Linked DNA regions of Homo sapiens: all the other regions are linked to region 1. The links are chromatin loops, found by intact Hi-C in ENCODE. Cell type or tissue: PC-9. All regions are shown on one strand. Region 1 has its middle 9.2 kb from the start of MESP1. Region 2 overlaps ARPIN-AP3S2 (ARPIN-AP3S2 readthrough). Region 3 holds the start of LOC124903552 (a long non-coding RNA gene). Region 4 holds the start of LOC124903551 (a long non-coding RNA gene). Region 5 overlaps ANPEP (alanyl aminopeptidase, membrane). Region 6 overlaps ARPIN-AP3S2 (ARPIN-AP3S2 readthrough). Region 7 overlaps ARPIN-AP3S2 (ARPIN-AP3S2 readthrough).

The links. Hi-C counts contacts between places; a loop is a spot of excess contacts. Peaks named below come from ENCODE experiments on the same cell type or tissue, not always from the same donor. Only the 100,000 strongest peaks of a DNase experiment are listed, where the experiment ranks them.
Region 2: it touches region 1 in a loop (8-fold over the local background); 101 of 110 quality-filtered maps call a loop at or near these places.
Region 3: a loop joins it to region 1, with 6 times the contacts of the local background. A loop is called at or near these places in 25 of 110 quality-filtered maps.
Region 4: a loop joins it to region 1, with 6 times the contacts of the local background. A loop is called at or near these places in 25 of 110 quality-filtered maps.
Region 5: a loop joins it to region 1, with 4 times the contacts of the local background. A loop is called at or near these places in 17 of 110 quality-filtered maps.
Region 6: it touches region 1 in a loop (6-fold over the local background); 13 of 110 quality-filtered maps call a loop at or near these places.
Region 7: a loop joins it to region 1, with 8 times the contacts of the local background. A loop is called at or near these places in 101 of 110 quality-filtered maps.

Annotation. Positions count from the first base shown.
Region 1 is chr15:89,758,496-89,762,495 of GRCh38, reverse strand. No RefSeq gene overlaps it. Among named protein-coding and RNA genes, the nearest start is that of MESP1, 9.2 kb to the right of the region's middle. RefSeq lists a silencer at 1,023-1,112. In PC-9, CTCF peaks have their summits at 1,377 and 1,583 (motif pointing left); a DNase peak (open chromatin) is centred at 1,125; H3K27ac peaks cover 2,815 bases.
Region 2 is chr15:89,872,823-89,876,822 of GRCh38, reverse strand. The region is part of intron 7 of ARPIN-AP3S2 (ARPIN-AP3S2 readthrough); the gene reads left to right. The region is part of intron 3 of AP3S2 (adaptor related protein complex 3 subunit sigma 2); the gene reads left to right. It also overlaps the pseudogene LOC100631255. Among named protein-coding and RNA genes, the nearest start is that of MIR5009, 9.2 kb to the left of the region's middle. In PC-9, CTCF peaks have their summits at 1,479 and 1,679 (motif pointing right); a DNase peak (open chromatin) is centred at 1,672; H3K27ac peaks cover 588 bases.
Region 3 is chr15:89,834,867-89,838,866 of GRCh38, reverse strand. ARPIN-AP3S2 (ARPIN-AP3S2 readthrough) reads left to right here. Exons shown (of 10, transcript NM_001199058.2): 9 at 1,145-1,252; 10 at 3,224-4,000. The coding sequence ends at 3,352. It overlaps AP3S2 (adaptor related protein complex 3 subunit sigma 2), which reads left to right. Exons shown (of 6, transcript NM_005829.5): 5 at 1,145-1,252; 6 at 3,224-4,000. The coding sequence ends at 3,352. It overlaps LOC124903552 (a long non-coding RNA gene), which reads right to left and starts at 2,958. Exons shown (of 2, transcript XR_007064754.1): 1 at 1,922-2,958; 2 at 1-1,419. RefSeq lists an enhancer at 823-2,022. In PC-9, no CTCF peak of the experiment used is centred here; DNase peaks (open chromatin) are centred at 1,416, 2,046 and 2,396; H3K4me3 peaks cover 569 bases; H3K27ac peaks cover 4,000 bases.
Region 4 is chr15:89,821,553-89,825,552 of GRCh38, reverse strand. It overlaps LOC124903551 (a long non-coding RNA gene), which reads left to right and starts at 99. Exons shown (of 2, transcript XR_007064753.1): 1 at 99-593; 2 at 1,854-2,369. RefSeq lists enhancers at 86-135, 185-858, 2,776-3,276, 3,277-3,777. In PC-9, no CTCF peak of the experiment used is centred here; a DNase peak (open chromatin) is centred at 1,962; H3K4me3 peaks cover 29 bases; H3K27ac peaks cover 3,127 bases.
Region 5 is chr15:89,810,392-89,814,391 of GRCh38, reverse strand. All of the region lies in intron 1 of ANPEP (alanyl aminopeptidase, membrane), which reads left to right. Among named protein-coding and RNA genes, the nearest start is that of ANPEP, 2.5 kb to the left of the region's middle. In PC-9, no CTCF peak of the experiment used is centred here; a DNase peak (open chromatin) is centred at 1,921; H3K4me3 peaks cover 2,643 bases; H3K27ac peaks cover 3,072 bases.
Region 6 is chr15:89,843,833-89,847,832 of GRCh38, reverse strand. All of the region lies in intron 8 of ARPIN-AP3S2 (ARPIN-AP3S2 readthrough), which reads left to right. The region is part of intron 4 of AP3S2 (adaptor related protein complex 3 subunit sigma 2); the gene reads left to right. Among named protein-coding and RNA genes, the nearest start is that of MIR5094, 4.9 kb to the left of the region's middle. In PC-9, no CTCF peak of the experiment used is centred here; DNase peaks (open chromatin) are centred at 2,102 and 2,442; H3K27ac peaks cover 3,724 bases.
Region 7 is chr15:89,886,621-89,890,620 of GRCh38, reverse strand. ARPIN-AP3S2 (ARPIN-AP3S2 readthrough) reads left to right here. Exons shown (of 10, transcript NM_001199058.2): 6 at 1,481-1,572; 7 at 1,989-2,100. It overlaps AP3S2 (adaptor related protein complex 3 subunit sigma 2), which reads left to right. Exons shown (of 6, transcript NM_005829.5): 2 at 1,481-1,572; 3 at 1,989-2,100. Among named protein-coding and RNA genes, the nearest start is that of MIR5009, 4.6 kb to the right of the region's middle. In PC-9, a CTCF peak has its summit at 2,260 (motif pointing right); a DNase peak (open chromatin) is centred at 2,190.

The sequences.
Region 1 (4,000 bases):
TTTTTCTATATTTGGTGTGTACCCAAGGCCTCTGTCTATGTACATATACACATATATACGATAGACCCTTACAGAATACATGGTATCATACTATGACTTTCTGTGTAGACGGGCTGTTTTTCAAATTTCATTTTCTTTTGCCTTTGCTTATATCAGTGGTGCCATACTGAATGAAATTTCTGCACCTTGATTTTGTCACTAAGCAGTCTGTCTAAACTTGCACTTTTAATCTTTTCCAATCAGGATGAATTGCTGTCAGGGGAATGGCTGGGCAAAGGGCATGGTGAGGCTGTTCTGAAGCTTCAGCCCAGCCCTGTCGAGTCCAGGAGGTGCATGGTTGAGGCTGACCTGGTTAATGGCAGCCAGCAGCACTGCCCACACACCTGGGGCACCTTGGCCAAGGCACCTGGCCATCCTGTGTGCTCCCAGGGCCTGGGGTGGAGCATAATCTACAAGGCTGAAGAAAACTTCCTTGGCTCAGGCCAAGCGCTGGATCGTGGATTTCTCTTGGTGAGGGGCCTTGGGAGCTGAGGATAGAGTTCCTCTTGTCCTCGGTCTTTGGCACGTGGTCAGTACAGATCATGTAAGACCCCTCTTTTTATTTCACATCTGGCCAATTTAAGCTCTCTCCCCCTTCCCTTCAATGTTCTCTAGCCTGTCCAGGGATGCCCTATCCCCAGCCTCTGGCAAAGGACCCCCGCCCACTGGCGCTGCACTTCCCCAGGTCCTGCCCAGGCATTCCAGCTAGGCCCCGGGAGCCCCACTCTGCTTTTTACTGGGTCTAAAGTCAGATACCTTGGGGGCATTCTCCTAACCTCAGATGGAGCACCCGGAGCTAGCCAAGGGCCTGAACCAGGCAGCTCGTATGAGGTCCCAGGCTGGTGACCTGGGCCGGCCCTGCACTCTTCATCCTTCTGCCCGGGGCTGGCCACCCTCCCAGCACCTCACCACTGTTGCGGGCAGTCAGTAGGGGAGAGGGGGCACTTAGGGCCCAAAGCCTCCACTTCCTGCCTGGATACAGCTCCATCTTGGGCTTTTCTGGAGGGCCTGAGCAGGCTGGGCACACCCAAGTTGGCAGCTGAGCCAGGTCTGCAAACCCTCACCCGAGAGCTGGCAAGAGTTTCGAGTTTCGGTCAGCTTGTGGTCTGGCCTCTTTCTACCTCAGCTGCACCTGGGGCATGTGTGTGTTGGGGAGGGGTGTTGAACTCTGCTTGGCTCCTGCCTTCCTGAAACTGTCATCCTTTTCCTCATTCTGATGGGCTCCCATCTTGCTCCACGTCTCTGCACACAGATGCGTGCTTTTCCTGGTGGACAGACGGGCAAACGTGTCCAGAGAGGGCAAACGGCCTGCCTGGGGTCACATGCCCTGTCACACAGGCACTGAACCGGCCTTCATCTATTTCTTAAGCCAGCCCAGCATCCCTGACACATCTACACAGTTCCCAGCGCACCCCCAAATAGAGCCAAGCCTGGGTTCTGGCCCTAGCCCCAAAAAACGTCCTTAAGGATTGGAGGAAGAGCTGTCCAGCTCAGACCCAAAGATCCCACACGGCTGGGCAGCGCCCTCTGTTGGCTGTGGTTGGGAGTGCGTGGACACTGGAAAGCCAGGGGTGAACCCTCTGTCCCGACTGGGGCCTTCCCACCAAGGCAGGCAGTGTCTCCCAGGACATCTCAGCAGGCAGTCGGGAGCCCCTGCTCCATTTTGCAGGTGGCATTGTGTGACAAGTGTGCCTCCTCTCTTTATACCTCAAGTTTCCCCACTTTTCACTCTAAGGCTGAGACCCATTGGCACTTCCCTGGAGAAAGTGAAGGAGCATAAATGCTACGTCCCTTAGGAGAGACGTGCTATCTGCTTACCCTGCATTGTCAGCCAGCTCCAGACCCACCAAGACGCGGCACTTCCTCTTGAGCCTTTCCTGGAATCTGCCAAGTCTCTCTCTCCCACCCCCTCCCTCCTCGTCACCCCTGGGCTGCCTGCGACTTCCACTGGCTGAGCACCCAGCTGATCTGTAGCCAGATAATCAGATTATTGTGGGTCTAGAATAATCTATTCCATATGGCTTGCCAGCTCAGTGGCTCCGAGAGCTGAAGGTGTGAGGGGAGGGAGTGATCGTCCTTGGAAGGGGCTGCCCTGGGAGCTGCGGAGCCTCAGCGGGAGGCTGATAGGAAAGGAAGCACAGGTGGGGGAAGGTGAGCCCGCCTTGCTGGGCCCTCTGACTTCTCTGGGCTTCAGCCCAAGCATGGCCTCCAGGCCTCACGATCTGAGACCCACAGGGGCTGGGTGCTCCCCAGGGCCTTTCCCACCTTTTGATTGGGGTGGGGTGTTCACCGTGGGGCACCGCTGCATAATTTCAGGGAGATTTTATTTTTTATCCTCAGGCTGCATCCTCCAGGGATCTGGTCCATGAAGTCCAGATGGGGCCTGCAAGCTCTTCTTCTTCTTTCTTCTTCTCTCTTCTTTCTTCTTTCTTCTCTCTTCTCTCTTCTTCTTCTTCTTTTCTTCTTCTTCCTCTTCCTTCTTCCATCTTTCTTCTTCTTCTTTATTCTTCTTCTTCCTTTTCTTTGTTTGTTTGTTTTTTTTGAGACAGTTTCACTCTTGTTGCCCAGGTTGGAGTGCAGGGGTGTGATCTCGGCTCACTGCAGCCTCCACCTCCCAGGTTCAAGCAATTCTCCTGCCTCAGCCTCCCGAGTAGCTGGGATTACAGGCACCCACCACCGTGCCTGGCTAATTTTTTGTATTTTTATAGAGATGGGGTTTCTCCATGTTGACCAGGCTGGTCTCGAACTCCTGGCCTCAGGTGATCCACCCACCTCAGCCTCACAAAGTGTGGGGATTACAGGCGTGAGCTACTGTGCCCGGCCTCTTTTTCTTCTCAGTCTCTGTGATGTGAAGCAAGGCTTAATGTGACCGGAGGGGTCCCCAACCCCTTCACTCTTAGGACCTCCCTCCAGGATGGAAGGAGCCACTCATCCTCCGAAGGAGACATGGGAGATATAGGGAGGACAGAACAGAGGCTTTGGCCTCTGACAGAGACAGATGGATGCCAGCTCAGCCCCTGCTCACCCTGTTAGGTGGGACAATCTCTCTGAGCCTCTGTTTCCTCATCTACAAAGTGGGGGCCACTACACCCACATCAAAGTGTGTTGTGAGTGTGAGCAGCGACCCTGCAAAGCTCCAGCCCAGTGCCAGACCTCGGGGGACAGTAGTGTGCACGCACGCTCCATGCAGCCTGAGTTGATCCGCACATGCTCAGCCCAGAAGGCAGGAATTACCCTGTGGCACAGCAACAGACAAGACACTGAGGCCAGAGATGGAGAGCGAGGTGCCCAAGTGGCACAGGTAGTGCATGGCAAGGCAGGGCCTCATGCCCACATTGGCCAGACTCCAGAGGAGTGTCCTGGGCTGTCTGAAGGCGGAGGCTTCACTACTAACAATCTCTCCCCTGAGAGGGTTGCTGCAGAGGTGTGGCGGGAAGATCCTTGGCTGTGGGGGACACCCAAATTAGGAGCTTCCCAGGAGATGCTAAGTAGGCTGGCAGTAGGAGAGCCGCTTCCTTCTCCTGGGGCCTCTGGCTCCGGCAGGGACAGGATTAGGGTCTGCAAGGGGACGATTTACATAGCACCTCTGATTAGTACTCCTATGTCAGAGGGACTGGCTGGGAAATGAGGGCCTTGGGGCTGGGAGGGGGGCCGGGCAGTGCCCAGGACCCAGGTTTGGCGTGAGAAGCGGGCTGGGTAGAGTGGGGAGGCTGAGGTCCAGGCCTGAGCCTGAGAGGGTGCTGCCCTGTCCAGCCTGCCCCCCATGCTGGCCTCAGCTTGCTCTGTCACCTCTGCTCCTGTGGGGCTGCCCCAAGGCCTCATTTCCCAGCCTTACACGTTTGGCAGAGGGTAGGCTCGGGCCAGGGGAGCAGAGGCCACTAGCTCCGGCACTTGTCAAAACACAGGCCCCAGAGGTGTGAAGGCCTCACCCCAGTGGGAGAGCGTGTGGGCCCTGCCGCCC
Region 2 (4,000 bases), 110 kb before region 1:
CTGGAGCTATTTCTTGTTTTTGTTTTTCAATGATTTCTTTTTCTTTTAAAAAATTTTTTCCCAACACCCATCCCAACTATTTCTTTTTCTTGCTGTTCTTGTAATTTCTTTGCCTAGTCCATCCTCCCAGCTAAAGCTTCTTATGCATCCTTTGCTGTGCCTCTGCCTCTGAAGAGAGATGAACTGGAAATCTGGCTTAAACTTCTGCTAAATCTTAGTTTCTCAATGCTCTTCTTTCTCTCTTGTCTTCTGCTTCCTGTACTACTTCTGCTTCTTTCCTATGCATGTCATATTTATTTATTTACTTATTTTTCACACGCAACACAGATGTAGTTTTTATCTTGAACAGGAGCAAGATCTGATCCATGGTTTTCTTTCTTTCTTTTTTTTTTCTTTCCTTTTTGGAGACGGCGTCTCACTCTGTTGGCCAGGCTGGAGTGCAGTGGTGTGACCTCAGCTCACTGAAACCTCCACCTCCTGGGTTCAAGTGATTCTCCTGCCTCAGCCTCCCAAGTAGCTGGGACCTCAGACATGCATCACCACGCCTGGCTAATTTTTGCATTTTTAGTAGAGACAGGGTTTTGCCATGTTGGCCAGGTTGGTCTCAAACTCCTGAATCTCAGGTGATCTGCCTGACTTGGCCTCCCAAAGTGCTGGGATTACAGGTGTGAAGCACCATGTCCAGCCCATGGTTTTCTTTTCCTGCTTCTAGATCATGATCGTTCTTCTCTCTGCTTCTGGATTGAGACTACTTCTTTTCCCTCTACTACGATGATGCCTTTCACGAGACCTGTATCTTGAGTGACTTCTGCTTCTTGATGGCTTTCTTTGTGTTTGTGTCTGTCCTCATCATTTTCAGATGAATGTATTTATTTATTGAGACAGCATGTCACTCTGTTGCCCAGGCTGGAGTGCAGTGGCACAATCACAGCTCACTGTAACCTCTGTCTCCCCGGCTCAAGCTTCTCACCACAGCCTCCCGAGTAGCTGGAATCACAGGCACACACCACCACGCCTGGCTAACTTTTGTGTTTTTTATAGAGACAGGGCTTTGCCATGTTGCTCAAGCTGGTCTCAAACTTGTGAGCCCAAGCAATTTGCCCACCTTGGCCTTCCGAAGTACTGAGACTACAGACGTGAGTCACTGCGCCCAGCCCATTTTCAGATGAATTTAGTCCCTCTCTTCCTTTATCAGAATAATGTTCTTTGTCATTATGCTCCTCAGAAGTGTATTTCTTAGAGGATTTGTTGTAGGATTCCTGTCTTCTTGCCTCATCATGAAATAGGCTTATTATTTTCCTACCTGAGTCTGCAATGTCTTCAGTTCAGCCTCTTTGCCCATCAGCATGCGCTTTGTGTTTTCGTCCTTCGTTTTCTTTCTTGTTTTCTTTCTCTTGACCTTGATTGTGATCTTGAATAATATTTTGAGTAAGAAAAACAGATGCATCTGACAGTTCTTTTTCCACCCACTATCTGGGGATGTCTTTTTCTGGGGCTAGTCCATCTTGTCCTGGATAACTACCCTATCTTGAGAACCCAGTCTTAGTTTCATGAAACATCTTTAATGAAAACAGCCTTTTGGGATGGTGCTGCTGCAAACTGTGGTCTGGCTCTCCTCGCATGTGCTCTGGCTGCCGCAGAACAGAGCTCAGGCCGCTAGGGGGCACCTCCACGTGCCGCTTTTAGCAGTACCAGCCACCTCAAAGCTTTGCCACAGACTGAATAGCTCCTTCCGGGGGCCTGGATGGCACCCAGGGGATCTGCCGTTGCTTTTTTAATTTATTTTTTTACATTTAGCTCATTAATATCTGTTAGATATTTTTATGTCTGCATTGAAATATGTAACTTTATTTTTCCCCCAAAGGATAACTGTTCCAACATTATCAGTTAGCTTGTCTTTTCCCCACCAACTTAAAATACGACTCTTATTTTTAAAATTGCATTTTATAAACATGTATGTTTCAGTAATTTATATTCTGCCCCACTGATCTATATTCCCATCTTAGAATTATACTTTTATTTTATTTTTAAAATTTATTTAGAGACAAGGTCTTGGTATGTCACTCAGGCTGGAATGCAGTGGTGCAATGATAATTCACTGCAACCTTGAATTCCTGGGCTCAAGCAATCCTCCCACCTCAGCCTTCCAAGTAGCTGGGACTACAGGTGTGTGCCACTATGCCTGGCTAATTTTTTTATTTTTATTTTTTTGTGGAGACGATGTTTTGCTATGTTGCCCAGGCTGGTCTCAAACTCCTGGGCTCGAGGGATCTTCCTGTCTTGGCTGCCCAAAGTGTTGGGATTATAGGCATGAGCCACCTCACCCAGCCTTAGTATTATACTATTTTAGTTAACAAAGCTTTACAATGAATTTTGATACCTAGAAAGACTGCACCCAGGTGAAATAAACAGCCTTGTTTCTCACACAAAGCCTGTTTGGTGGTCTCTTCACATGGACACGTGAGACAGATTTCGCTAGGGAAGCAAATAACCATGGAGGTGGGCAAGAAATATCCATGATTGTAGAGCTTTCAATCAGCCTTTTATTCTTGTAACAAATGAAAAACAAAGGATTATCAGACATCTGCGGAAAACCTCTAACATAGAAGAAGGAGATAAAATGAACAAACAATAAAAAGCAACTTAAAAATGGACACCATATAAAGAAAGGAAAACAGTTTAAAAAAAAAAAAAACCCAAAACCCTATTCTTAAGCTACAGAGAAAGCCTGGCCAACATGGTGAAACCCTATCTCTACTAAAAATACGAAGTATTTTAGCCAGGCATGGTGGCACATACCTGTAGTCCCAGCTGCTCAGGAGGCTGAGGCAGGAGAATCACCTGCACCCGGGAGGCTGAGGCTGCAGTGTTCTGAGATCACACCACAGCACTCCAGCCTGGGTGACAGAGTGAGACCTTGTCTCAAAAAAAAAAAAAAAAAAAAAAGCCACAGAGAAATAAGACATTTATTTTAAATAATAATAAGACCCATTTATTAATTAGAAATAAAATAAGACCCATTTATGTCTTATTGCTAAATGGGTGCTAAACAAAAACACTCACAGCCTTGTTGCTCACACAAAATGAACAAAATGGTCTCTTAGAAATAAAAAATGAGAGGAAATGGAAACAAACAAAAACCCACTTCAACTGAAGTATTAGAAAATCAAGTTAATCAATTGTCTCAGAATGGGCAGAGATGGAAAATGGGAGAGAAAAGATGAGAAAATAAGACAGAGGCCGGGCACAGTGGCTCACGTCTGTAACCCCAGCACTTTGGTAGGCCAAGACAGGGGGATCACTTAAGGTCAGGAATTGGATATCAGCCTGGCCAACATGGTGAAACCTCGTCTCTACTAAAAATACAAAAATTAGCCAGGCGTGGTGGTGCATGCCTGTAATCCCAGCTACTCAGGAGGCTGAGGCAGGAGAATTGCTTGAACCCAGGAGGCAGAGGCTGCAGTGAGCCAAGATCGTGGCACTGCACTTCAGCGTGGACAACAGAGCGAGAGTCTGTCTCAAAAAAAAAAAAAAAAGAAGACAGACAGAGGTCCAATACTTGAATATAAGCAGCTCCAAAAAGATTGATTAGGAATGTGGAAAGGAGGGAATTCTCAACAAAATAATTCGATAAAATTTCCCAGAACTGAAGGACTTGAACTGCAGGATTATAAGGGCTTACCAAGTACCCAGCATAGTGATTGAGAAATAGACCCATTTAACTATGTGTCCTTATAGTGAAATATTCTGGCACTGTTAAAAATGTAAAGATTTATGAATGGCACTAATATGAAATTATTGTATGTGGTTTTTGGCATACATGTATATATCTGTTAGATATGTTATCTGGGAGTAGAATTCCTAGATCATAGAGCATGCATACATAATGTCATAGTTTTCCAAAATGGTTGGTATCTGGCAAAATACAGTGCACTGGTTACCAGTCTCAAGAAAGGAATCTAAATGCTCTTGCCCATTGCATCTTGGTATCAGAGTCGGC
Region 3 (4,000 bases), 76 kb before region 1:
TACCTGCCCATACACCAGCTGAATTGCTCCTTCCAACATCTTCTACCTGAAATTCTTTCCCCTACCTCTCTAATGTCAGAGCCCAGCTTCCATCCTCCCACTGTCTCTGTGAAGCTCTCTGATCTCTCTAGCCACTGTACCCTTTCTTCTCTGACTTCCCCAGGACTATCCCAGTCATTTGGCACTTAGTTAACAATAGAAGGTTGTACTTGCTGTCTTCCCAACTTGACCGAAAGCACCTTGAGGGCCATTTGATGTGATTTGGTTTGAAATATGGAGTACCATTCCTTATGAACCACAGTGGGCATCTCTGCTTTGACCCACCCAGGGCTTTCTGTGACAGCTTTCCTACCACAAAGGGGTACAGTAGTTGAGTCACCTCCGTCCCATCACAGCAGTTAGGTACACTGAGATTCAGCTTTGTTTAGATGACTGCTAGCTAGATGGAACCTAAGCCCAAATGTGACCCTTATGCTTAGAAAGGTGTTTATGCTGAATCTGCTTTCTAATCTAAGCAGTAAGAAATGAGGTGAGGAGAGGTGCAAAGGAATTGGGCTCTATCTTGCTCTGATCACGTCCCTTCAGTGGAGCACAGGCTGGAGGATCTGCCTTATAGAAGGTGGAAGACATTCATTTCAGTTGCTTGGACAGGGATTATTCTGTCATAGCTGGACCTACTTAATGACAGTCAGTGTTGATGATGGTAATATTAATAATGAAAGCCACCATTCCTTACTTAGAACCCAGTGTGTCCTGGGCACCAGGCTAGGTGCTTTACACACATTTATCTCATCCAGTCCTCACTGCAATCCTGGAAGGAGGCTGAAGCACTTTAAAGGTCATTTGCCCAGGGCCACCCAGCTAGCAAGTAGCAGAGCCAGAATTTAAACAAGAGCTGTCAGACTTTGAAGCCTGTGCTCATAGCTACCACCTCGCTGCTGAGGGGAGAGATTCGTGTTGCCATGTGCCAAGACCTGGGAGAGACCCCTCGTTGTGTCACTGGGCAGGGGGGTTTGAGTGTCTGAGTTGTGAGTCAGGACAGGTCATATCTGACCACTCTGCTGCTGCAGGAAAAGGAAACCTCGTGGGTTACACTCTGACCACCACAGAGTATTCTGACTCCTGATTTTTGCTTCCCTTTTAGGTGCACTACATCCTCCAGGAGGTGGTGATGGGTGGGATGGTGTTGGAAACAAACATGAATGAAATCGTGGCTCAGATTGAGGCTCAAAACAGGCTGGAGAAATCCGAGGTGAGTAAGCAGCTGTGCTCTAGCCCTGGCTGGGTAGAGAAAACCTGGGCAGAGGCAGGAGTGTGTACATGTGTTGGTTTGTGTTGCTGTGAAACCTCGGGAAATGATACTCATCTTCTTTCTTCCTTGAGTCCATTGAAACTCATGGATTTGAAGGTCAGCCAGCCCTGAAAATTAAACAGGTAACAAGTTTGAAATCTCAGATTTTCAGGGTAGAAGAGCAAATAGAAAAGCCAGATGGCAGAGGAAGGCAAACAGCTTCTGGCTTGGGGGTTATGGCCCATGTTTGTGGTTTGTAATTCCTCCTTTGAAAGCCACTCGTTCCCTGGAGGGACCCAGAACCCTCTTCCCTAGTCCAGTGTGGTTTCCTAGTTTGTGTGCTCTAAGAGTCTGATCTCCCAGCAGCCATTTCTCGTGGTGTCTTTCAGACCTCAGAGTTGCCAATTTCCTTATTTCCAGTTAGCTTTATAAAAAACTACAGTAGAGTTTGGGCTAGGCTTGAAAATAACATACCCCAGTCCACCCCCACATGGTGCTGGGCTTGATAGAGATGTTCACATAAATTCTGTCCTATCCCTCTGAGGTCTCGCCGTCCCCTTCCTCAGCCTTCCCAGAGCACAGAGGTTACAGACGTATACTTTCACATGCAGAAATAGCAGAACAAATTACCTCTTTAATTATCTGAGTGTCTTAAAGAGCTTCTTTGCCTTGTATACGGAACTTGATCTTGCGAAACCAGGAATTCTTCTTTCTGTGAGGACTGGCAGTCCTGTGGAAGAAGCTTTTCCAGACCACAGCTATTGGTGGCAGCTATAGTTCTTTTAGAAATGTAGGCTGGGAAGATTCCAGGAATAGTAAGTGAGTCAGAGGCAAGGGGGTTGGAAATGAGAAGAAATGGAGACTTGCTGGGTGAGGGCAGAAGCAGAGTTGGTATCCGGAAAGAAGGCAATAGGGGAAAAATGATTGTGAGAGAGTTTTCATCCACTTTTGCCGTTCCCTCCACGTGGGGGTGAGCCTGCCAGGTGGGGGTTCACTGTAGATGTGCATACTCTTTGCGTTTTGTCACCAGCTCTTCTTTATCTGTGATACCCCCCACCTTCTCCCAGCTTGTTGCCACATGACACTTCCAAAGCCAGCTCTTTTCATCTCACATTATTAGTTGGCAAGCAGTTGCCCTAGAGCTGTGACTGTCCTTTTCCTTTTAAGAACTTCCCGGTGACTTTGCACGTTTCAATAAGAGTCTTTGGTCTCTTGAGGAAAGGGTTTTGTTTTGTTTTGTAACCAGAAAAGTGCCCCTGACAAATCACCTTAGATTATTTCAGCATTTATTGGGTACCCACCATGTGCCAGGTACTGTGAGAGGCTGGGGCTGTGAAACTGTATAGGCCACACTCCGCCTCTGAGGAGCTGGTAGTCTAGTAGGACTGCAGGCTTTGGATCCCTGTGCCAAACCCCATCTAACCTCAAGATTGTTTTGTTGGCTACTTTTGAGGAATAAGGGGGGAAAGTTAAAACTTCAGTTGTGTGTGCTCAGTTTGGAATTTTTCTAGGCATCCTTCACCTGTTATTTTGTTTGTTTGTTTGTTTGAGACAGAGTCTCACTCTGTTGCCCAGGTTGGAGTGCAGTGGCGTGATCTCAGCTCACCGCAACCTCCGCCTTCTGAGTTCAAGCGATTTTCCTGCCTCAGCCTCCCTAGTAGCTGGGACTACAGGGGCCCGCCACCACTCCTGGCCAATTTTTGTATTTTTGGTAGAGATGGGGTTTCACCATGTTGGCCAGGCCTATCTCGAACTCCTGACCTCAGGTGATCCACCCACCTCGGCCTCCCAAAGTGCTGGGATTACAGGCGTGAGCCACCACACCCATCCTGCTTGTTTGTTTTTGTTTTTGCTTTTTTTTTTTTTTTTTTTTTAGCATTAAGCAGATAACAGTGAGAATTTGTCTCATACTCGCCTCTCATTTCTTCTTAGGGTGGCCTTTCAGCAGCCCCTGCGCGGGCTGTGTCTGCTGTGAAAAACATCAACCTGCCAGAGATTCCTCGGAACATCAACATTGGCGATCTCAACATCAAAGTTCCCAACCTGTCCCAGTTTGTCTGAGGATCAAGTATTGGCCTGAAATAGAGTCCTTAAGACAAGCAAAGACAAGCAAGGCAAGCACGTCTGGAAACAGAACCCATTTTGAGCCTTAGAAGAGTCAAGCCTCAGGACCTGGAAACTTTGTGTCTGGGGAAGACTGTTTGGCATGGAATAGGGAAGGGATTCCTATTGACACTGCTCGGGTGCACCCAGTTCTCACATGTGCAGTCATGCCGTTCTCTGATGCATACGGCCACTGCAGATGTGAGGGGCCCTGCCTTCCTCAGTAGGGAGTCAACATGCCCAAGTCATTTGCACCTTTACCTCTCACATGGATGCTCCCAAGGGTTAGGGACTGCATTGAGCAGGCCCACCTGCTTCCCAGAACCTCCTCACTAGGGCTGAGCACCTTCTCTGAGTAGAGTCTTCATCCTTAGCACCACAGACTTCTGAGGTCCTGTGCCCTTTACTTGCTGGTGAGGTGTCATAGGTAGAAAAGGGCTGGCCCTTCAGATCTGGGGGTGTGGTGAGTGGCAAGTAAGGGCAGAATTTTAGGAGAACCAGAGTCACCCGCTGGCTCTACTGAGATTGTTACACCCAGAATCCTTTTGTGTTTTTTTGTGGTTTTTTTTTTTTGAGGTGGAGTCTTGCTCTGTCACCCAGGCTGGA
Region 4 (4,000 bases), 63 kb before region 1:
CTGATTATGTTAACATGTTTGACTATCATTTCTGCTTTTGGGGTTATCCACGCCTCTTGTATCTGTGCGGTGGAGACATCATACCCTGGTGTGCCACTGGGCATCTGTTCCCAACTCCACATCCACAGCAGCTTGAAATTGGACAGGGCAGGGTTATTTATTTACACCATGGAAACTGGTAAATGCTAAAGTCAGGGCCAACGCCCTGCACCCTGCGCCCACTCTCTGCCGGTTGCTAAACACTTTTGTCATTACATCATTGAGCCCTAGGGTCTTGGGCCACCCCCATGGGGAGCAGGAGGCCTGGGACTGTGGCTGAAGGAGGACGCATGGAGTCAGAGGCTACGAGGCCCGGAACTGCCTGGAATGATGGTATAAGATGGCCAGGATGCACCGAGCCCTGCTGCCCGGCACGTTTCTCATGCATTTGCTCACTGCTCACTACCACCCTGAGAGGCAAAGCATCGTTACCATCTGCTGGTGGGGAAACTGAGGCACAGAGAAGTGACTTACCCAGGGCCACTCAGCTAATAAGTGTCACAGCCAAGATATGAAGCCTGATCCTTAACTGCCACGCTCTGCCCCCTTCAAAGGTACAAGTGTCGGACTGGGGATCTGGCCTAACCCTTCCCTGAAACCTCCAGCTGTGTGCAGGCCCCAGCCCCCAGAAGCCTGGAGTGAATTTCAGTGACCACTCAGCCTGTGGCCCCGCTTCCCCTGTAGGCAGCCAGTAGTGGGAGCCACGTTTCATGCAGATCTGAGGGCTAGGGAGGCCAGATGCAGGTGGGCCTCTTCCCAAGACAGTCGGGGTCCTTTCTCCAGGTGCCCTGGAGCAATATGGGCCAAGTTGGGTGGGTGGAACCGCTACGGCCTCCTGAGGGCTCAGAAGAAGAGAAATTCCAGGAATGCAGCCACCTGAGGGACCGCTCAGGTGACAGAACCCCCGAGCACCACCAGCCCGTCCTCAGCCCTCTTTTACTGGCAGTCTGCCTTATGCCGGTGCCGGGCACACTCAGGAGGGAGCAGACTCCATGCGGGGGAGCCTGCCGCCAGTCCCCCTCCCAGGGGAGAGAGGCAAGGGGGCTGCTGCAGGTCCAGGGAAAGGCTGATGCATTGATGGTGGGAGAGGAGGCAGCGTGATGCTTTGCATGGAGTTTGACCTTGGCATTGGTGGAGTCCTGAAGGATTTTCAACAATTTAGGGGAGAGAGAGGGAGACAGTGACATCTCCAAAAGGTCAGTCCGGCTGCCAGTGGAGCAGAGGTTGTGGTGAGGGCAGGGGGACCACCTAGGAGGCTGGAGTGGCCAGTGAGCGGCTGCCGCGTCCTCCCCTAAGGCAGAGCACAGGGCAGTGGCTGCAGAATTGAGCAGAATTGAGGCCTATTGGATAGGGGACAGGGAGGCAAAGAGCCTGATGGGCGTGGCACCCTTGGCCAAGGTGTAGGGGCAGGATGGCAGGGTCAGGTTTGGAGGTATATTTGAGAGCCCCCAGGATGCCCGGTTCAGATGACTACAAGGAGCTGGTTCTGTGGAGGGGGCTGGGCAGGACGTCTTAGGCCATGGGTGAAAATGGAGGATGGTGTCCAGGGAGATGGTGAACCCGTGGGAGTGGGTGGGACATCCGTGATGGAGAAGAGGAGACCTCATGCCCAGGACAGATCGGAAGGCATGAGGTCTCCTCTCCCACCCCCACCCAACCCCCTCTGTAGAGGGGACAGCTTGGAGGTGTGAGCCACACCACCTGGTCAAAGACCCACTAAGACAATCCCTGGGGGGCTCCTCTCCAAGGGCTTCTTAAGGGCTGGGCATTGCTAAATGCTGTACAGGATTTTTCTCATTTAATTCTTACAACAGCCCCAGGGATTGTCCCCATTTTACAGAGGAAGCTGATGGCTCAGGCGTGAGTAACCACCCCAGGCCAGTGCCCAGCTTGTGTCAGACCTTCTGAGGAAGCCAAGTCTGTCTGACCACAAAGCTGCCTCCTACCCAGCATTCCTCTGCAGGGTCCCTGCCCTGCCCTGCCCTGGGGGACTCCTGGGGGAACCACATCCGTGCTTAGGTGTGGCATCCAGGGGGCACTGGGGAGGGAGCCCGCCGAGGGGTGCCATGCGGGACTTGGCGTCCCCACCTGCCTGGTCCATTCCTCCCCCCACCCCACTCTGCCCTGCCCTGCTGCCACCTCAGGGACCTCTGTGGGCTCTAGGTCCTTTCCATCCCTTCCACAGCCTGGACAACAACAGGCCCTTTCCCACTTCCTGAGAAAGTTCCCAAAGAAGTTCATTGTAAAAGCTACTCTTTGTCTTTTTTTTTTTTCCAAAAAATGTGTTTTTAATCAATTTTATAATAAAATCCAAACTGAGTTCTTGAAAACAACAGCAATAAGAAATTGAAAAAAAAAATCTCAGTGCCAGGAAGTACTGACTCTAGCACTGCCCTCCCCAGCCCCAGCAGCAGCCCTGGTGCCCCATTCCCCTGACTCCCTCCCCCACTGCTGGTCACCAGGCCTCCTGAAGCCACCTCTGGAATATCCCTGAACTGCTCTCCTTCTGTCTCTGGAGGGCACCCCACCCCCCCACCCGCCACCAACTGCTCTTCCTGCCTCCTACCTGGCACCCTTCCAATCTGGTCCCCAAACTGTCCCCAGGGGCTCTCTCTAAAAGGCAAACCTAATTCCATCAGTGTCCTTTTCTCCAACTTCATCAGGGATTCAGGATTCCCAGGAATAGAGCTCAATTCCCTAGCTCGGCATTCAGGGCTCCACTGTCCCTGAGCACTCCAGCCTCCCCCTCGCCATGCACCGGACCCCCTGCTTTTGGAAATGTTGGTCCCTCTGCTACGGACACCCTCCCTCCACCTGTCCATCTGACAATGCACCTCATTCCTCAACAGTGCCCCATGGACACTCACCTTCTCCTGCCCTCCCTCGTCACAGTGTGGGGGTTTCTGTCATCTCACCATTCTATCCAGGCTGACCTCGAAGGCCTGGGCTCCAGCGATCCTCCCACCTCAGCCTCCTGAGAAACTGGAATGACAGATGCACACCATCATGCCCTGCTTTGGTTCTTTAGTTCGCCCTATATGTGCCAAGTCCTGTGCTAAGTGCTGCATACAGTGGAAAACAGCGCAGGCAGGAACCCTGCGCCCACGGAGCTTATTATCCCTGCTGTTGTTGCCCAGGTAGACCAGTCATCCTCGGTGCACGGGAGCCACGCATACACACAGCTGACCAAAGTGCCTGCAGGCAGCCTGTGCTGCTTAAGCTTGTGGGGAGAGGGAGGTTTAGAAACAGCTGCTCCCGTCCTCACCAAGGGACTCCAGCCTAGAGAAGGAGTCTTTGGGGAAAGTCCCCCACTAAGCTGCCACGCCCTGAGATCACGCACCCTCTCCCAAGGGCTCTTCCGAGCACCACGTGGGGCTGAGTTACTGAGATGGAGGTGGCAGCAAGGGATGCCACGCAGGATGAGCAGGGAGGCATCATTCTGAGTCCTGCCTGCCCCTCCCACTTCCACCTTTTCTTTTCTCTCTTTTTTTTTTTTTTTTTTTTTTGAGACAGAGTATTACTCTGTCGCCTGGGCTGGAGTGCAATGGCACGATCTCAGCTCACTACAACTTCTGCCTCTTGTGTTCAAGCAACTCTTGCGCCTCAGCCTCCCAAAAAGCAGGAATTACAGGTGCATGTCACCACGCCCGGCTGATTTTTGTATTTTTAGTAGAGACAGGGTTTTGCCATGTTGGCCAGGCTGGTCTTGAACTCCCGGCCTCAAGCAATCCAACCTCCTCTGCCTCCTAAAGTGCTGGAATTGCAGGTATGAGCCACTGCACCTCACCCTTTAAGCAGTATTTTAATGGTTTTGTAGTGGTGGGTGGTTGCTATGAAAATCTCACGTTTGTTCTAACAATTCAAAGAATAAACAAGCATATAAGGAAAAAATGGATAGTCTCTCCCCTGTCTCCCTCCCCCAGCCCACCCCTGGCTCAAGTCAACCTCACTGAGGCAGAGT
Region 5 (4,000 bases), 52 kb before region 1:
TGGTGGGTGGGGCGCGGCCGAAGGCAAAGGGCGAACCCGGCCCGCCTGTGGGGTCTCTGGCCAACACTGGGCTCAGAGGCCCTTTCTTTAACCTTAGATCTCGCTCCTCGGTCTAAAGCCTCCGCCGCAGCTCTCAGTGAAGAGGAAGGGGAACTCTAGGTGCTCAACGCCCGCGTTACAGTCGCGTTCTCCCTCGCTCCTACAACCCGGCCAAGATGCCGGGGCATGGATGGGGACCGAGGTTTGGGGGTTGTGGAGCCTATTCCACGCCCTCCCTGGTGAGCAACTGAGACAGATCCAGGGCCCCATTGCAATCCACTCTTGGTCTGGGAAAAGGTCCCCTAAACAGGGCCAATGGGATCCTTTCCCCAAATGACTCCAGAACGCACCCCCCCCCCCCAGCAGTGCGGTGGGCAGGGACGGCCCAGGTGGGCTATGTCCTGGGGTTTTGTGACTGGATCCCCACTCCTCCCCCACCTCAGCCCCTGGACTGCAACCCACCAGGCCGTGTTCGGGGGTGGTCAGAGCCCTGGTCTCAGCCAGACCTGAGGTCTGATGTGGCTTCATCCCTGAGTCTCTAAACGCCCTGGCCTTACTGGGCCTCAGTTAATTCACCTGTGAAAGGGGAGGCTTGGACCAGAGGGCCCCTCAGGGTATGTGTTTTGTGGAGGGGAGGTGGGCGTGTGGGGTAGGGGTGACCAGGAGGAAGTGGGGACAGCCTCTGTCCCACAGGAAGGCTGGCTAGCCCCAGTGGGTATGGGGGAGCTGGGCAGGGAAGAGGGTGGACTCCCCTCTCCCTGTGGGAGGGTGTGCTGGGCCCATGAGGCCCTCATCCACTCTCAGCCACCTTCCTGTGGAGCCCTAGCCTCGAAGGCCACACTATGAGTGCAAGGAGGCCACCCACAGCGCTGCTCCCGCTTCACAGGTGGGGAAACCGGCCCAGTGTCTTGAGGCAGCCCAGCCGCCTGCCCTGTGCTTCCCCCAGAGCCTTCTGGGGAATGAGACCTTCGTTACACGCTGGCGCTCCTTACACCCCTACAGCCTTTAAGCTAAGGCCTCCAGCCCCATCGCTGTAAGAATTGTATGCTAGGCATTCTGAGGACATAGATGGGGGTCCCCATGTCGGAAGGAGCCAAGGTGTTGGAACTGGGTCCAGTTCCTGGGCTGGCTCTGGTGGGAGATCTGGAACCCTATGCTGGGGCTCCTGGACAGCCCTGGAGGCATGGCATGGACAGTGTGTCAGCCGCACACCGAGGCCCTGGGGTGTCCTTATTCACATAGGCTGGCAGCCATCTATCCCTAGCCCGGGCTTCACCCCGGGTGCCTGTCACTCCTGGCCCTACAGTGGTCCCAGTCACACCTTGGAGGCAAGATGTGGGTCCTCCACAGGCCTGTGTCTGGAAGCAGCCCCCAGCACTCCCTGGCTAACAAGTTCTACTTCTGAGAACTACCCCCAGCTCCCAGCCCTGGTCTGGCCAAATGGGTGCGTGTCTTCTCCTGTGGTCTTCAACTCCCCTTGGCACGGCCACAGTAGATGTGAGGGGCTGTATGGGAGGACATTTTTAGGAGGCATATGTAGTTAAGCTGTGGAACCTGCTGCTAACTAGCTGTGTGGCCTTGGGCAAATCACTTAACCTTTCTGTGCCTCAGTGTCCTCATTTGCCAAATGGGGGTGATTATCCTGGTAGGGCACATAGTAGGTGCTCAGTTTCACCTACCATGTGTCTCACCAGGATAATCACCCCCCATTTGGCAGACAGGAGTTGCCAGGCAGGATCTGTGGCCCCACACAAACCCTATGTGTACTTCCCCCACCCACAAATGCCTCTGCTCCTTCCTCCTGTGTGCCCTGCATTGGGCTGAAGAGGCTGATGAGAGGCAACTTCCCATTGGGGCCTTCTGAGGTTCTTGCAGGAGGGGCAATGTCCAAGGCTCCCAGAGGAAGCACCCTGGGGTGATGCAGCTATGGGCGGAGGCCTCAGAAGCCTGGGAGAAAGCCAGGGGCCTGCGGGGACAGAGTGTGCCCTGGCCCAGGCCCAGCCTCGTCCCTACCCTTCTCGCTCACTGCTCCCTCAGAGCAGACAATGAGCCCCAGGTTGTCCCTGAGCTCCCAGTCTCATAGTTCACAGTCAGGGACACTGAGTGGGAGTGGGTGGGGCCTACCCAAGGACCCAGTGGTCGGGGATGGAGCATGGATAACACAGCAGCTCACCCGGCCACGGGTGCTCAGCTCTCCCGGCCACAGCCCCTCCCAGGCTCCTGGAGTCTTCATATTAGAGTAGAAAGCCTCTTGCACTTCACATCTGAGACCAAGGAGCCTCTCCCCACCCACAAGTGTGGGTGTCTTCCACACTGTGACTGTGACTTAGTTATGCCCTGGCATGATCGTTGTCAACCTTCATGTTTTTTGGTTTTGGCTTTGGTTTTAGTTTAGAAGAACTTACGTTTTCTGGACTAAAACATAGGCAGGGAAGAAATACATAAACCCATAGAAAGGCTGCTTTAGTTGAAGTGGGTTGAGAGCTCGGCTTCTACCCCGTCAAGAAATTCACAGCGAAAGGAACACATGCATTTTGCTCACTGGCAGAAAGAGCCTGCACCAAAGACAACCCGCAGGGCCAGCAACCCCAACATCATACAGGGTGGAGCAGCAGTTCCCAAAGCGGGTGCAACTGGACAGGATCCTTTTAGGAGCTACCTAGAGGAACAATTTTTTCTTTTTTTCTTTTTTTTTTTTTTTTTACTTGAGATGGAGTCTCACTCTGTCGCCCAGGCTGGAGTGCAGTGGCACGATTTCGGCCCACTGCAACCTCCGCCTCCCGGGTTCATGCCATTCTCCTGCCTCAGCCTCCCGAGTAGTTGGGATTACAGGCGCCCACCACCACGCCCGGCTAATTTTTTGTATTTTTAGTAGAGATGAGGTTTCACCGTGTTAGCCAGGATGGTCTCGATCTGCTGACCTCGTGATCCGTCCGCCTCAGCCTCCCGAAGTGCAGGGATTACAAGCATGAGCCAACACGCCCGGCCCAGGAACAATTTTTAAACCAATAGTCATGAATTGTTAATATAAATTAACACATCCAACCATGATTTTATCGCTCAGAAGGAGGCTAAGAAAGTGAATTGATTTAAAGAAAAATACGAAGTAAATAATCACAAAGGTGGATCACGAAGGTGGTTTGTGCACAGCCCAGAAGCCCAGGAAGGAATGTCGGGTAGAGAGGGTGGAACCTGTCCCGAGGATCAAGGCTCTGAAGTTCCATCCTTAACTGCTGTCTCTCATTCTTGCACTGATGCCCCATTCCACAAGCACGTGTTGCCCTCCCACTGCACGCCAGGTGTAGAGGATACGGCACACCTGGTGCTACCCTCATGGAGGCACTTGGAGGGCTGCCTGGGGGCAGCACCACTGACTTGTGTCTCCAGGGCAAGTGGGGAGTGGATGAAGCAAAGGCAGGAAGCTTTCCAGGCCCAAGGATCAGCTTGTGTGTAGGGAGGAAGGGAGAATGAAGCGGGGAAAAGCAGGTTGGATTTGAACTGAAAGAGGCCACTGGGGTGGAGCACAGAAGTGACAGGGGAGAGCGTTTGAGATGAGGCCAGAGAATCACTGGGGGCTGGATCACACAGGCCCTGTAGGTCACGGCAAGGACTGTGGGTGTTGTCATTCATTTGGCCAACATGTATTGGGCTCCTGCCTTGTGCTGGGCATGGAGGGGCATACGATGCCACCAGGCCTTCCTTTGAGGTGCTTGGGTGCAGCAGCAGGCTTTTGAACACACTGGTAGCATTTTTCTTTTTCTTTTTTTTTTTTCTTTTTTGAAACAGAGTCTCGTTCTGTTGTCGTCCAGACTGGAGTGTAGTGGCACGATCTCCGCCCACTGCAACCTCCACCTCTTGGGTTCGAGCGATTCTTCCGCCTCAGCCCCCCAAGTAGCTGGGACTACAGGCGTGCGCCACCACGTCCAGCTAATTTTGTATTTTTATTTATTTATTTATTTAT
Region 6 (4,000 bases), 85 kb before region 1:
GAAAATCTTACTTATTACCTTTATAGAAAAATGCATTGTAAATTTAAATACTTAAACATTTGGAACATGACCAATTTAAGGTTTGGAGACTGTGTTTTTACTAGAGTAAAAGGTAATTTAAATACCTTGCTTATGCCTTCTTGTTTATTATCTTCAGGTACCAGATCAGTCTGTTTTTAAGTGATCTCTGTTGACATGGGATTAGATTCAGAACTTTCTTTGATTTCAGTGAGAAACAACCAGGGATGGAACCCTTGAAGAGCATGGAATCCTCTGTCCTTCCGGAGGGTTGTTGCAACTGACTTGTCCCCACCCCTAGTAGTTCTAGAGCTAGGTTCCTGAGGCACATCTGTATCCTTGAAGAAACACTTTTATTTTTCTTCTTAGATTCAATTCTGATATGAAACTAGCAGACTCATTTTAATCTACTTTTTTTTTTTTTTTTTTTTTTTTTTTTGTAACAGGGTCTCGCCCTGTCTCCCAGGCTGGAGTGCAGTGGTGCAATCACTGAAGTCTTGACTTCCAGGCTCAAGTGATCCTCTTACCTCAGCCTACCGAGTAGCTGGAACTACAGGCTTGTGCCACTATGCCCAGCTAGTTTTTAAACTTTTTTTTTTTAGAGAGACAGAGGTCTCACTATGTTGCCCAGGCTGGTCTTGAACTCCTGGGCTCAAGCAATCCTCCTTCCTAGGCCTCCCAAAATGCTGGGAATACAGGCATGAGCTGCTATGCCTGGTCTTAATCTACTTTTGTCTGCAGAGGTTAACTTTGTGTTGCAGACAGTAAGTAGGTCCAGTTATAGAAGCAAGTACCTTCAAGGGATGGAGGATGAGGTGATAGCATCCTAGAAAAGAAAAAATGAGGCCAGGCGAGGTGGCTCACACCTGTAATCCCAGCACTTTGGGAGGCTGAGGTGGGCGGATCACCTGAGATCAGGAGTTTGAGACCAGCCTGGCCAACATGGTGAGACCCCATTTCTACCAAAAAATACAAAAATTAGCCAGGTGTGCTGGGCGCAGTTGCTCATACCTGTAATCCCAGCACTTTGGGAGGCCGAGGCAGGCGGATCACAAGGTCAGGAGATCGAGACCATCCTGGCTAACACAGTGAAACCCTGTCTCTACTAAAAATACAAAAAATTAGCTGGGTGTGGTGGCACACGCCTGTAGTCCCAGCTACTCGGGAGGCTGAGGCAGGAGAATTGCTTGAACCCGGGAGGCGGATGTTGCAGTGAGCCGAGATCGCACCACTGCACTCCAGCCTGGGCCACAGAGCGAGACTCCGTCTCAAAAAAAAAAGAAAAAAAATTAGCCGGGTGTGGTGGCATGTGGCCTGTAGTCCCAGCTACTGGGGAGGTTAAGGCTGTAGGATCGCTTGAATCTGGGAGGTGGAGGTTGCAATGAGCCGAGATCATGCCACTGTATTCCATCCTGGGCGACAGAGTGAGACCATGTCTCAAGAAAAAAAAAAAATAAAGAGACACAGATGTCCAGAGGTGTTGGGGGAGAGTGGAGAGACTCGATAACAGGTTAGATTGTCTTTAGAGGAATTGACATTTTGACTACAGTACTCATTCCTACTCTTGACTATTTTCAGGGGTTCCAAGAGAAAAATTTAAATAGGACAGAGCTAAAAACACCGACTTTCACTCACTAAAATGTTGTCATAAATTTATGTATCTTGATCTTGGAAAACATCAGTATCTATGCCTCATTTTACCTTTTAAGATTTCAGATTTATCACCCGAAGCATTTTCTCTATTGCCTTCCCCTTATATCAAGATATCCTGTTGGTTTATTGGGGTTATCCTAATCTTTATGTCAGATGAAACTCATCCTGGTTGTAATTATTTTTAGGTTGAATTACCATTGGATTTGCCAAGTACTGAAAAATCAGTAGCACTTTTGTTTAAACTCTGTTAATAAACACTTCTGAGTGAATTTTGCTAGTGTCATTATTTCCCATGCTTGCTGAGTAGAAGGTTGAATTATTATTACTTCATAATTCATATTTGTTCAATGCACACTGTGTGAAGCTGAGTTTAGGCCTCTCGAAGACTTAGCCTCTTTCTTTCTGTTCCTGTGGTTTTGAATACCATTTACATGACTCACGTCTCAGATTTTCTTTCCCTACCAGCCTCCCTGTGTTGGTTTGTGACTTTATCTGTCAGTGTTCTCTCAGGTATTTACTTAGATTTCTGCAGGCATCCTCAAGGTCAGCGCATCAGCCAACTTCTGTTGTTTAACAGAACCCTTCTTTGTGCCCTGACTCTATCTCCAGTTCTTTAGGTACATGAGTTCAGTGTTGATTCTTGACTGCTTGCTCCCACACCCATGCTTGGCAGCCTCCAACTTTCTTAAGTCCCATCTATCTCCAATCAGAGAAATGTTAGCCATCTTTCATGGTCAACTTCATATTCAGTGGACAAGGTCTGAACTGACTAGCAGGACTAACACGGGCAGCTGTTCGCTCATCCATTGCTCACTTACACTTGAGTCATTTTGCTTACCAAAGGTCAGTTGTGATGTTTCCAGATCTCTTTATGCCAGTAAACTGGTACTGTAATTATGTAATTTGATTAAATAATATACAGATTAAATTATGAGGGAGAAAAGAAAATTATTCTGGCTGTGCATGGTGGCTCACGCCTGTAATCCTAGGACTTTGGGAGGCCGGGGTAGGCAGATTGCCTGAGCTCAGGAGTTCAAGACCAGCCTGGGCAACATGGTAAAACCTCGTCTCTACTAAAAATACAAAAAATAAGCTGGGCGTGGTGGCGGGCGCCTGTAGTCCCAGCTACTCAGGAGGCTGAGGCAAGAGAATCGCTTGAGCCTGGGAGACAGAGGCTGCAGTGAGCCGAGATCGTGCCACTGCACTCCAGCTGGGCAACAGAGTGAGACTGTTTCCAAAAAAAAAAAGAAAAGAAAATTACTCTGTGAAAAGTAAGAGGAATGCTTTGGAAGGACAAGTACTTTAAAAAGGAAATGAAGCTGAATTAGGTTTGGGCAAGATAACTATGGAAGAGTAGAGGTGGAAGGATCTTAAAAATCTAGGATTCTGTACTTACTGTTTCACAGCAGTTTGAGTTCTAACTTTAAGAAACTGGAAATTGTAGATGATGCATTCTGGGTGAGTTTTTTGCAATAATGGCAAAAAACTCTAATCAGCAGAAGAGATCCTTCTAGGTTGGGCACATTGGCTCACACCTGTAATCCCAATGCTTTGGAAGGCTGAGGCGGGAGGATCCCTTGAGCTCAGGAGTTCAAGACCAGCCTGAGCAATATAGCAAGACCTCATCTCTACTTAGAAATTAAAAAAAAAAAGAAAAAAAGCTGGGCATGGTGGCACATGCCTATAGGCCCAGCTACTCATGAGACTGAGGCAGGAGGATTGCTGGAGCCCAGGAGTTCAAGGCTGCAGTGAGCTATTATCATGGCACTGCACTCCAGCCTGGGTGACAGAGCAAGACCCTGTCTCTAAAAAAAGAAAGAAAGAAAGAAGGAAGGAAGGAAAGAAGGAAGGAAGGAAAGAAAAAAGTAAAGAAAGAAAGAGAGAGAGAGAGAAAGAAAGAAAGAAAGAAAGAAAGAAAGAAAGAAAGAAAGAAAGAAAGAAAGAAAGAAAGAGAAAGAAAGAAAGAGGGTTTTTTGGCCCTAGCCAAAAGTTCAGTGGCTCTCAAAGTTTTGTTGTTTATAACAATGATGGTAGGCTTGAACATTCACGGGAAAAGTCACAGTAAAAGTCAGATTAACCATATCTTTATTACTTTAGTTTTAAATGCTATCCATGGACTCTCAGTTACTGAGGGTGAGGAAATCAGTGTTCGTATTCTACCTCCCTCCTTTTTCCCCTCTTCTCTTCCTAGTTTTTGCTAGCTGGAGTTTTATACATCATCAAAGCATATAGTATTGACGATCTGTTGTTACCCTAATCCTATTTTAGTCTTAGACCTACAGTTAAGTAGTTTTCAGTGCTCACCGTAAGTTTTTGCCGTAGTTTTTTT
Region 7 (4,000 bases), 130 kb before region 1:
GACTTGCATCTCAGGACTTAACCTATACCTGCTAAATCCGAATCTGTATTTTAACAGCATTCACAGCTGATTCATTGCAAATGAAGATTTGAGAAGCAATGCTCTAGAGCTTTAAGTTATTATCTGTCTTAATTGCTGGTTTCTCCCTCTCTTACCCTTTTAACCATACTTCTTCTGAAACTCATATGTATAATTAGAAATCAAAGGTGAGTTATCAAAGTGATTTCATCAGAGTTGAGCTTTCTTATGCACGTAGTAAGTGAAAAAATAAGGCCAGACATGGTGGCTCACACCTGTAATCCCAGCACTTTGGGAGGCCAAAGCAGGTGGATCACTTGAGGTCAGGAGTTCAAGACCAGCCTGACCAACATGGTGAAACCCCATCTCTACTATAAATACAAAAATTAGCCGGGCATGGTGGCACATACCTGTAATCTCAGCCACTGGGGAGGCTGAGGCAGGAGAATCGCTTGAACCCGGAGGTGGAGGTTGCAATGAGCTGTGATCACACCACTGCCTGGGCAACAGAACAAGACTCTGTCTAAAAATAATAATAATACATTTTATTTGTAACTGTTCAAAATTTTAATCTGTAATCTATTTTTCTCAATAATACTTTGTTGGTGAGTAACACAGCATCTTATATGTAGTATCTATATTACCAGTACAAAAGATGGCAGCTGTATTTGCCAATATAACTTTTTAAAACATTTACATGATTACTTCTTGACCTTTTTTTTTTTTTTTTTTTTTTTTTGAGATGGAGTCTCACTCTGTCGCCCATGCTGGAGTGCAGTGGCGTGATCTCGGCTCACTGTAACCTCCGCTTCCTGGGTTCAAGCAGTTCTCCTGCCTCAGCCTCCCGAGTAGCTGGGATTACAGGCATGCGCCACCACGCCCAGCTAATTGTTTTTTTGTTTTATTTTGTTTTGTTTTTTTTTGTATTTTTAGTAGAGATGGGGTTTCACCATATTGGTCAGGCTGGTCTCGAACTCCTGACCTTGTGATCTGCCTCCTAAAGTGCTGGAATTTCAGGCGTGAGCCACTGTGCCTGGCCCACATCTTGACCTTCTTAAAATGTTAGACCTGTTGAGATTTATTATATCTTTGTCATAGATGTTTTCCAGGGGAAGACAAAATATTTCAGGATCAGGCCTTCCAGTTATTCTCTGACTTTGTATGAGAGTTTATCAATGTTCCTTTTCTTGTTTAAATATCAGCTTACCTATAGGACAGTAATGGTTAGTGACTTAGATATTTAGGTAAATATACCCTATCTTAATTCCTGTATCAGAGCATTGTCACCCATCTTTCATAGATTCACTCCTATTTTTTCTCATCATTTTTATCATTTCTAGAAACAAGTACTAAATGTTTAGATGTTCCCAGCTTAGAAACACTTCTTCCCTTGTCCATCCCCATGGATGGGATGTAGTTTTTCAGGCTTGCCCACTGATTCACTTATCTTTTTGTTTCATAGCCAGAAGAAATTCAACAGCAGATTGTTCGAGAGACTTTCCATCTAGTCCTCAAGCGGGATGACAACATCTGTAACTTCTTGGAGGGTGGAAGGTAAACTGTCAGCTTCATTTTTCTCCCCATATATCCACTTGTGAGTGGCCTTCATTATTGCATCTTCTGACAGTACTCAAGTGTCAGGTGGGTACTTGATGCAACTTTAGCTGGTCTCACCATGATCTGCTCAGGGAGAGACACAATTCTCTTTGGGGCGCAGTTCAATTATTGTGCTTCTGATATTGCTCATTTAGATGATTGATCCCCGGGAGGATAGGCAGGAGAAGAGGTGAGGTAAGGTGGCTTTAGGTACCTCTGCCAAACTTGGTTGCCATTCACCTAGTAAGAATGGCCTGCTTCTAGCGTTTGGCCTTCTCCTTTCCAGTGGGTCCTTTCTCATTCTTTGGCACAAGGTTTCTTTTTGATGTGTTTAATTAAGCTGTGGGCATTTAAATGTTTCCCATCTTCTGCAGTTTGATTGGTGGCTCTGACTACAAACTGATCTACCGGCACTATGCTACCCTCTACTTTGTATTTTGTGTGGATTCCTCAGAGAGTGAACTTGGAATCTTGGACCTCATCCAGGTATGTGTAGTCAGCTAATGATGGCAGCAGCTTTAGAGAGTTTCCACGGGATTTTTGAGTAACCAGCCTGTAGAACCTTGTGTCCATCTCCTTATTGATACTAGTAAAAGTTGCCAGATGTCCACCAGATGGTGCTCTGGGAGAGCTCCTGAGAAACCCTCAGCACTTTTAGATTTATTGGTTTCTATCTAGCCCTTGCACTGCCCTTGGTTTTCATTTACAAATTTATACTTTGGCCGGGTGTGGTGGCCCACAGTCTGCTTACAGATTGTCTTTATTACCTTCATGAAAACTGAGATGTGTAGGGACCCTAGCTTGGGAACTATTTATTTAGCATTATTTCATCGTTTTATATGTGAGATTCTAGATGAGCTTCTTTTAAGTACTTGAATAAGCCCATAGGTAGAAAGCACTCAAATAGATGCTACATTGAAAACTTAAGTAACAACAATTGTGGAAAAGAAAATTCTATAGCTATAAAATGTAAACTTTAAATGCTTACAACAGGCCAGACATGTACATTTTACAGCTATAGAATTTTCTTTTCCACCTATGGGCTTATAGGCTCATGCCTATAATCCCAGCACTTTGGGAGGCCAAGGCGGGCGGATCACTTGAGGTCAGGATTTTGAGACCAACCTGGCCAATGTGGTGAAAACCCATCTCTACTAAAAATACAAAAATTATCCAGGCATGGTGGTGTGCACCTGCAGTCCCAGCTACTCAGGTGGCTGAAGCAGGAGAATTATTTGAACCTGGGATGTGGAGGTTGCAGTGAGCCGAGATCATGCCACTGCACTCCAGCCTGGGCAACAGAGTGAGACTCCGTCTCAAAAAAATAATAAATTAAAAATAAATAGGCCGGGTGCGGTGGCTCATGCCTGTAATCTCAGCATTTTGGGAGGCCGAGGCAGATGGATCAAGAGTTCAAGACCAGCCTGACCAATGTGGTGAAACCCGGTCTCTACTAAAAATACAAGAATTAGCCGGGCGTAGTGGCACGTGCCAGTAATCCCAGCTACTCGGGAGGCTGGGGCAGGAGACTTGCTTGAACCCGGGAGGCAGAGGTTGCAGTGAGCCGAGATCGCACCACTGCACTCCAGCCTGGGTGACAGGGCGAGACTCCGTCTCAAAAAAAAAATAATAATAAAAATAAATACATAAATAAATGCTTAGAACAAAATTTGTTTTCTTAAGATAAAAGTTTAAAAGCTAAATATATCTTGGAACAAATAAATTGAAATTTTGAATATATAGTTTTGTAGGATAATTAAAAATTTCATACGTCGTATTCACTTATACATAAAAATATAAATAAAGATGAACCCATCTAAAACAGATGCATCTCGGAGATAATTTTTAAATACTTTCTTAAAACCTGAGTCAGATTGGACATTGATAATCAGCATAATAGAAAGAGCTCAAGGCGGGGTGCAGTGGCTCACACCTGTAATCCCAGCACTTTGGGAGGCCAAGGTGGGTGGATCACTTGAGGCCAGGAATTTGAGACCAACGTGGTCAGCATGGTAAAACCATGTCTCTACTAAAAATACAAAAAATTAGCTGGGCCTGGTGGCATATGCCTGTACTCCCAGCTACTTGGGAGGTTGAGGTGGGAGAATCGCATGAACCCAGGAGGCGGAGGTTGCAGTGAGCCAAGATTGTGCCACTCCACTCCAGCCTGGGCAACAGAGTGAGACCCTGTCTCAAAAAAAGAAAAAAAGCTCAAGATCTAGCATCAGAAAATCTGGGTTTGGGTCATGAATCTACCATCTGAAAAGTGATATTAGGTTGTAGAATTCAAATGTGAGAATGTGCTTTATAGTACTGTTAACTGTATGTAGCAGGCTATAGAAATGTGTACATAATACGAGTTTATTTGAAAATTAAGGAAATATAG